Linked DNA regions of Homo sapiens: region 2 is linked to region 1. A link is an interaction called in ENCODE POLR2A ChIA-PET data of the cell type or tissue named here. Cell type or tissue: OCI-LY7. All regions are shown on one strand. Links, peaks and the distances in the headings refer to the core of each region. The heading gives the core; the rest is flanking DNA.

The links. ChIA-PET counts read pairs that join two places held together with the same protein. Peaks named below come from ENCODE experiments on the same cell type or tissue, not always from the same donor. Only the 100,000 strongest peaks of a DNase experiment are listed, where the experiment ranks them.
Region 2: POLR2A ChIA-PET joins it to region 1 with 6 read pairs; 3 of 35 experiments call an interaction of 5 or more read pairs at or near these places.

What each region holds. Positions count from the first base shown.
Region 1 is chr10:13,341,071-13,345,456 of GRCh38, reverse strand. SEPHS1 (selenophosphate synthetase 1) reads left to right here. Exons shown (of 9, transcript NM_012247.5): 2 at 429-699. The coding sequence starts at 507. Among named protein-coding and RNA genes, the nearest start is that of SEPHS1, 5.0 kb to the left of the region's middle. RefSeq lists an enhancer at 2,988-3,840. In OCI-LY7, for the core only: no CTCF peak of the experiment used is centred there; no DNase peak of the experiment used is centred there; H3K27ac peaks cover 580 bases.
Region 2 is chr10:13,227,139-13,231,524 of GRCh38, reverse strand. UCMA (upper zone of growth plate and cartilage matrix associated) reads left to right here. Exons shown (of 5, transcript NM_145314.3): 4 at 1,816-1,914. Among named protein-coding and RNA genes, the nearest start is that of UCMA, 5.0 kb to the left of the region's middle. In OCI-LY7, for the core only: no CTCF peak of the experiment used is centred there; no DNase peak of the experiment used is centred there.

The DNA of each region.
Region 1 (4,386 bases), core at 1-4,000:
TAAAGCAAAAGATATCAAAAGATTTTGCGGAAAAGTCACCTTAGCGAGGACCGCCGCTTTCTGAACCACAGTGCTTCCAGGTTGACACATGAAGTGCCCAGAGGTGCTGTTCTAATGCTGAGTCCTAGAAGAACCTTTGGGATTTGCTGTTCAAGGTGGCACGGTGTCATGTGAACCTGCAGGCTGGCCCTCTTGCCACAGTTAAAACCACAGTCCAGATGTCAGATTTTACATAGATGTCTGTGCTGACGCAGTCCCGTTATGAAAAGATCTATTTTGTCATATGCACTGCTGTGGTGAATATAAGTGGTCTTGATGATTTCAGCCCTTGTCACATTGACTTTTCGCTGTCATGTATTCACTTGATTCGCTGGCAGGTCCCAGTGGGAATTCTTTTCATGGCATCTTTGTGTTTTGGTGACACCCAGGTGGATCCATAAAGAACCCAGCCAACCCGCAGAGGGAGGGGAGGGGCTGAGCTGTGAGGAGAGCGGGGCCCAAGAACCATGTCTACGCGGGAGTCCTTTAACCCGGAAAGTTACGAATTGGACAAAAGCTTCCGGCTAACCAGATTCACTGAACTGAAGGGCACAGGCTGCAAAGTGCCCCAAGATGTCCTGCAAAAATTGCTGGAATCTTTACAGGAGAACCACTTCCAAGAAGATGAGCAGTTTCTGGGAGCCGTTATGCCAAGGCTTGGTAGGTAACCCAGTGTTTCTTTGATGGTCTGCGATCCAATCAGTGAGTCAAAAACTGGATTTCTCGCCTCCCATGTTGCCTATTTATTTTTTATTATTACTTTTTTTGCTTTTATAGATTTGAGGAATACACATGCAGTTTTGTTACATGAATATATTACATAATGGTGAAGACTAGGCTTTTAGTGTAGCCATCACCCAAATAGTGTACATCGTACCCCCTTTATTTTTTTTTAATTTTTGTGGGAAGGATTAGAAGAGCAATCAATGTTATGATTGCTATGTTATGTTCTTGTAACTTATGTAGAGAAAGTACTTGAAACGCATCAAGAGGGGTACTCTTGACAGTTTTTAAATCATGGAGTATGCAATTGAGATTGTTATTACAGTAAAAACTTTTTAATTTTTATTTTCAATTTAATTGAATTGAATTTTCTGTTAGCTGAAGATTAAGCAGAAATACTTTATTCCCTTTTCCTAAAAGGACTCCTAAAATGCTCACATTCCCTTCATTGCCCTAGGAAAGGCGGTTCCAGCCTTAGGGTTCTTGTGCTGTACTTGGATGGCAGTGACTGTGTCAGGAGGGCATTGGGGTTCTCTGCAGGGTGCATCGGGCGAAAAGCGTGTTACGGTGAGGAGGTGGGACTGCTCCAGACCCAGGACTGGATGGATCTGTTCTTGACCCCAGGATGTCATCTGGAACCAGGGCAATGTCTTTTTCTTTACTACATTCCTGATGTCATGAGTGATTTCACTTTTCCCAAACACAGAGCTTAGAAACAAATTCTGGGCTCCTGGGATATTGTTTATTCATGTTTCTTGTGCAGTTTATTAAGTACACAGTACAAGACTGTGATCACTTTTCTTGTGTTCGACGCATAGTTTCGGAGGTTTGGATGTTCGATAATTACTGTGTGACTTGATCAGTTTTCTTCCTTTTTTTTTGAAATGGATTCTCACTCTGTCACCCAGGCTGGAGTGCAGTGGCGTGATCTTGGCTCACTGCAACCTCTGCCTCCTGGGTTCATGCGATTCTTCTGCCTCAGCCTCTTGAGTAGCTGGGATTATAGGCCCCTGCCACATGCCCGGCTAATTTTTGTATTTTTAGTAGAGATGGGAGTTTTACCATGTTGGCCAGGCTGTTCTCGAACTCCTGACCTCAGGTGATCTGCCTGCCTCAGCCTCCCAAAGTGCTGGGATTACAGGTGTAAGCCACCACACCCAGCCAAGGTTTTCATTTCATTTGTTTTTGCCCATTATTTGGTAAGGTTCATTGGTTATGAGCCTGGGGTCTCCTTTACTCCCAGATAGAGAAAGCAGATAAAAGCAGACTTGCTTTTGTTGGAAAGGAAGAAATGTTACACCCCAGTCGCTGGTGACCTGCAGGACTTTGAGGAGCTCAGTTTGAAAACAGTTCCTGCCGTCCAGCTGATGGCCAAGCTGTGGAGAAATACCATGTGAGCGAGCTGGGTTTGATGTTGGCTTATTTGTCGAGAAATGAGAATATACTGAGGAAGCTGTTAGATAACTGTCAAGAAAAAAAGCTATTAATACTTAATGCTCAAAAACCAATGAAATTAAAACATTACGGCATAAAGTAAGAATTACTATTTATAACTTCCTCTGGCACAGTTACTTACTAGTCACTCATATTATGTCATGAATGTCACCCAGCCCTCCTGAGCCTCAGCTTCCTAATCTATAAAATAATAATTACTGTTTGGGGTTGGGTGCGGTGGCTCACACCTGTAATCCCAGCACTTTGGGAGGTCAAGATGGGCAGATCACTCAAGGTCAGGAGTTCAAGACCAGCCTGGGCAAAATGGTGAAACCCATCTCTACTAAAAATACAAAAGTTACCTGGGCTTGCTGGTGTACACCTGTAGTTTCAGCTACTCGGGAGGCTGAGGTGGGAGGATCCCTTGAGCCCGGGAGGCAGAGGCTACAGTGAGCTGAGGTCACACCACTGTACTGCGGCCTGGGAGACAGAGTGAGACCCTGCCTCAAAAAAAAAAAAAAGATTACTGTTTTGCATTGTTGTACCAAAAATGTGTGTAGGTGTGCCATGTATGTCTGTACTTACATATATAATACATGTATGTGTATACCCTCTGTACACAAGTATATATGGTATATATGTATGGGTGTTTTTGACCTTTTTTTTGTTGTTGTTGAGATGAAGTCTCACTGTGTCGCCCAGGCTGGAGTGCAGTGGCACAATCTCAGCTCACTGCAACCTCCGCTTCCCAGGTTCAAGCAGTGATCTCCTGCCTCTGCCTCCCAAGTAGCTGGGACTACAGGCGCATGCCACCACACCCAGCTAAATTTTTTTGTGTTTTTAGTAGAGACGGGGTTTCAAGGTGTTGGCCAGGCTGGTCTCAAGCTCCTGAGCTCAGGTTATCCACCCACCTCAGCCTCCCAAAGTGCTGGGATTACAGGCGTGAGCCACCGCACCCGGCTGTATGTTTATTTTTTTAACTTTTTTTTTTTTTGAGACGGAGTCTCGCTCTGTCGCCCAGGCTGGAGTGCAGTGGCGCGATCTCCGCTCATTGCAAGCTCCGCCTCCCAGGTTCACGCCATCCTCCTGCCTCAGCCTCCCGAGTAGCTGGGACTACAGGCGCCCGCCACCATGCCTGGCTAATTTTTTGTATTTTTAGTAGAGACGGGGTTTCACAGTGGTCTCGATCTCCTGACCTCGTGATCCGCCTGCCTCGGCCTCCCAAAGTGCTGGGATTACAGGCGTGAGACACCGCGCCCCGCCATCTTTTTTTTTTTTTTTTCCTTGAGATAGAGTCTCACTCCATCACCCAGGCTTGAGTACAGTGGTGCAATCTCAGCTCACTGCAACCTCTGCCTCCCGGGTTCAAGGCCCTCCCAGGCCTGATTCTCATGCCTCAGCCTCCCTCCAAGTAGCTGGAATGACAGACGTGCACCACCACACCCAGCTAATTTTTTTGTATTTTTAATAGAGTTAGGGTTTCACTATGTTGGTCAGGCTGGTCTGGAACTCCTGACTCTAAGTGATCTGCCCACCTCGGCCTCCCAAAGTGCTGGGATTAAAGGCATGAGCCCCCGCGCCCGGCCTGTTTATGTTTTTAACTTTTTTCTAATTGAATGTCATGTTTTCTGGCTTCAAAAATGGTGTTAATTGAAGGGTTAACCAAAACAGCTTTTAAATGTACACACGATTACTAAATGTATCCTAATTAAAGAAATGGTAAAAGAAGTGTGCCTTAGAACCAGAGACATTTGTTGCCTGGTGCCTAGGAGCTATCAAGTAATGATTGCTGCTGCTGGCGGGGGCGGTGCAGGGGTTGGGGGTGGGTAGTGGTGTGATAACTTAGGTTGTCTTTCTGATGGAGGATGTCAGTATTGCTGAAAACCTTCCAGCAAGTTTGCCCATTGCCTCCTGGTCATTAAACCTAAACTGTTCTGTCTAGTATTTAAGGCTTCCCCGACCCTGTGGCATTTTCCTCTGTTCCCAGTTACCATCCCTCTGGACCGTCCCTCTGTCTTTCCATTTCAAACGCTAGTTTTTCAAGGCCTGTGGGCATCTCAGGCTCACCCCTTCTCTCTTCCTTCCTTGAAATGTGATTGGTGATTTCTAAACCAATCACTGTAGACCAGTGCTGTCCAAAAATACAATGCAAGCCACATGCGTAATTTTCAAATTCAAAGTAATATTTTT
Region 2 (4,386 bases), core at 310-4,309, 110 kb after region 1:
AGCCCCCGCACCTCCCACAACGGCTTTCTGGCGCTTGGAGCAACATCAGGACCCACAGTGGGTGGGAAGAGGGAAGCTGAGCCAGCAGTGGCGTGTGGGAACCTGGTACCCTAGCTCTGCCCCAATCTGCTGTGTGACCTCTGTTAGGTCATGCACATCTCTGAGCCTGAATCCCCTCTGAGAAATGTGTGAATGCCGAGTGAGAGGTGGGGCATGGGTATGGATGGGATAACCAACCCCTTCTGCCAGACTCAAGTTTCCTGCAACTAAGTAGGTCACGGCAGACGTTTGGGAAGAAACATTCCAGACGTCTGGAATCTGCACTAAGCCCAGTTCACAGATAACTTGATTTTTAATCTGAGTTAAGTAATAGAAAAGTAACAGAAATAACTAGTATTTATATAATTCATTAATTAAGGTAAGCGTCTTACTTCCAAGGATTTGAGATGGTTTGTTTGTTTATTTATTTATTTATTTTAAGACAGAGTCTCGCTCTGTTGCCCAGGCTGGAGTGCAGTGGCGTGATCTCAACCTCCACCTCCCCGGTTCAAGCAATTCTCCTGCCTCACCCTCCCAAGTAGCTGGAATTATAGGCACCTGCCACCACGCCTGGCTAATTGTTGTATTTTTAGTAGAGATGGGGTTTTGCCATGTTGGCCAGGCTGGGCTTGAACTCCTGACCTCAAGTGATCCGCCCGCCTCGGCCTCCCAAAGTGCTGGGATTACAGGCGTGAGCCGCCACGCCCGGCCTGAGATGGTTTCCAATATTATCATTTTGCAAAGACTTTTCCTTGTTTCTCCCAGCACCTCTGTAATGTGGGTTGGGGGTAGGGAACCATGACTTTCCCCAGCTTCTCTGCTTCCTTCAGCACCCCCCAGCCTCCTCTTGCACATCAGAGTTGATGGGGCAAAAAAACAGTACCTCCGTCTCCCCCATTTGGTGTGAGGGGAATCCCACTGTGAGATCGTGAGGCGTGCTGAGGGACTGGTTCTTCCTGCCCTAGACGTGGCCTCCCTGGCTTCATGGGTTTCTCCAGTTGAAGCTCGTGTTGGGGGAAATACCTTGAAAGTAGAGAGCTTTACATCGTTTCCTCCAGACAACCGGGAATTTTTATTCCAACAGCTGTAATGCTTGGTAAAACTTGTCTTATGTCTTTCTCCTTATTGAATTATAGGTCTCTTAAGCAGAGGGAAGGATTTTATTTTATTTTGTTTTTGAGACAGGGTCTCGCTCTGTTGCCTAAGGTGGAGTGCAGCAGTACAATCATAACTTACTGCAGCCTTGAACTCCTGGCCTCAAGCAACCCTCCTGCTTCAGACTCCCTAGTAGCTAAGCTCACAGGCGTGAGCCACCGTATCTGGCTGGAAGGACGGAATCTTTCTTATTCGGCTTTTTAATTCCAGTGCTTAGCCTACATCCTGGCCGTGATAAGAGCTCGAAAATGTTGAATGGATGTGAGATTAAGTTGTATTATTCCTTTAGGGAATTTGTTTCTGATTATGGGATTTCTGGTTTCCAAGTGGCCTGGTATACTTGGATATGCCACCAACTTTATAATCAGAGCTAAATCACTTTACTCTCTGGGGCCTCTATCTTCTCATTTGCAAATGAGGCAGCTGGATCAGATAATCACCTTCAAGTTTTAAAGTCTGTGTCAGGAGTAAATCATTTCAGGGAAGTCTCCAATCACAATCCCCCACAAACCACTCATCCCCCAACCAGGTGACTTCTCAGATGAACTGTGCTCCCCTAAGTGTGTGCCCCTAAGTGTCCTCATTCTTGAGGGGCAACTCTTGCTTCTTTTCCTTTCACAGTGGAAAACAGGCAGAAGCTTCGGGTTGATGAGCTGCGGAGAGAATATTACGAGGAACAAAGGAATGAATTTGAGAACTTCGTGGAGGAACAAAACGATGGTAAGAGCTCTTCAGCCAGTGTCTTCAGGGAGGTGGAGCGTTGGGGAGAAATCACATGGTTTGCTTTCTCTTCTTCTACCCAACTTTTTTTTTTTTTCTTTTTTTGAGACGAAGTCTTGCTCTGTTGCCCAGGCTGGAATGCAGTGGTGTGATCTTGGCTCACTGCAACCTCCACCTCCCAAGTTCAAGCGATTCTCCTGCCTCAACCTCCAGAGTAGCTGGGATTACAGATGCCCCTAGCTAATTTTTGTATATTTAGTAAAGACAGGGCTTTGCCATGTCGGCCAGGCTGGTACTGAACTTTTAATTGGAGGAGGGAGGAAAGGGAAGGTCTACTTTCAATTCATATCCAGGAGAGCCTTGAAAAGAAGGGAGGGCCGGGCGCAGTCGCTCATGCCTGTAATCCCAGCACTTTGGGAGGCTGAGGAGGGTAGATCACCTGAGGTCAGGAGTTTGAGACCAACCTGGCCAACATGGCGAAACCCCATCTCTACTAAAAATACAAAAATTAGCTGGGTGTGGTGGCGGGCACCTGTAACCCCAGCTACTCAGGAGGCTGAGGCTGGAGAATCGCTTGAACTTGGGAGGCAGAAGTTGCAGTGAGTGGAGATTGTGCCACTTCACTCCAGCCTGGGCAACAAGAGTGAAACTCCATATCAAAAAAATAAAATAAAATAAAATAAAAAGAAGGGAGAAAAATGGCTACACAGAACTTGAGAAGGTGTGGAAGGGGACAGAATACCCTTATTCCCATTGGCTTGGGGCTGTGGGGATGGGGCAACTGTTTGCTGACTGTGTGGATATTAAACTCCTTTCCCTCCCTCCTCCTATTTGGGCATCACCGCACTGGTCTGTGTTCTCCGTCTAAGCACCAACACTTAGGCTTAGCTCTGGCAGGATCATATTGGACAGAGTCCACACTCACTCGCAGGTGCCTTATATTCACGTCAATGTCCTGGCTCCAGGTCCTACTCCATCCTGGAAAATCAAGGCCTTCATTGACCTATTCAGTGTACTCAGCATCTTTACTGACTGGCAGAAGCAAACCAGGAAAGCTGAACTCAGAAAACAGCTTGCCTTCTACCCTCTCACCCCACCTGCAGCATCAACATCTACAGCCTATCTTCAGGCTCCAACTCATCCAAAAGCATCAGATCACCTGAAAATTTTTATATGGTTTTCTTGTGGCTTTATGCTTCTCCTATTTGTATCCTCTTCTCTAAGCCTTGGTCTTTTCCTTACTAGCAAAAAATAGAGAGTAGGAAAGGCCCAGGGAGGCCAGGAGTTTTGAGGGGCTGAGGTGGGCGGATCACTTGAGGTCAGGAGTTTGAGACTAGCCTAGCGAATGTGGCGAAACCCTGTCTCTACTAAAAATAATTAAAAATTAGCCAGGCGTGATGGTGCACACCTGTAGTCTCAGCTACTTGGGAGGCTGAGGCAGGTGAATTGCTTGAAACTTGGAGGTGGAGCTTGCAGTGAGCCAAGATTGCACCACCGCACTCCAGCCTGGGCAACAGAGCAAGACTCTGTCTCAGAAAAAAAAAAGAAAAGAAAAGGCCTAGACCAGAGAGTCCAGTGTCTCTGGCCAGGCATTCCGCACCCCTCAACCCCTTGGCAGACAGGGTTCCTGTCTGCTCTTAGAAAGTGCTGGCTGTGCCAGGGCTCAGTGGAGGATGGTGTGGCTGGGGACACGGGTAGAGGATGCTCTGTCTTTGAGCCACTGCCTTCCACGGAGTGGGATTTGATTTTGCTGTGAAGTACCCTCAAGGGTCACCCACAGCAAACATCCTTAGGACCGTTTAATGGGGATCACACCAGCATACCAGAGAATGTGTGTGTGTGTGTGTGTGTGTGTGTGTGTGTGTGTATTTCCTTTCCTTTTTTTTTTTTTTTTTTGAGACAGTCTCATTCTGTCACCCAGGCTGGAGTGCAGTGGCATGATCTCAGCTCACCGCAACCTCCCGCTCCGAGTTCAAGTGATTCTCCTGTCTCAGCCTCCCAAGTAGCTGGGATTACAGGTGTGCACCGCTATGCCCAGCTAATTTTTGTATTTTGGGTAGAGATGGGGATTTACTATGTTGGCCAGGCTGGTCACGAACTCCTGACCTCAAGTAATCTGCCCATGTCAGTCTCCCAAAGTGCTGGGATTATAGGCGTGGGCCATCGCACCTAGCCCTGTTTATTTATTTGGTCTTTCTCCAAATTTCAAGATTGTAATGCTCCTGAGGAAAATCACCTGGTACCTCCTGGGTGCACGTGAACTTGGACGTGAGGCCCCAGTTTAGGTCGCCTTTGTGGGAGAGAGTCAGCTCTTTCATTTCTCCTGGCCGTTTGCTCTGATGGACTGGGGAGGCAGCACCCTCGGAAGGCATCTCCTAGTGAAAAGGAAACCACCCCTGGGTCAGGTGCTGCAGGCTATGCCCATTGCCCTGCAGGTGCACCTGGCTGAGGCCTGCAAACAGGTGCTGGGCT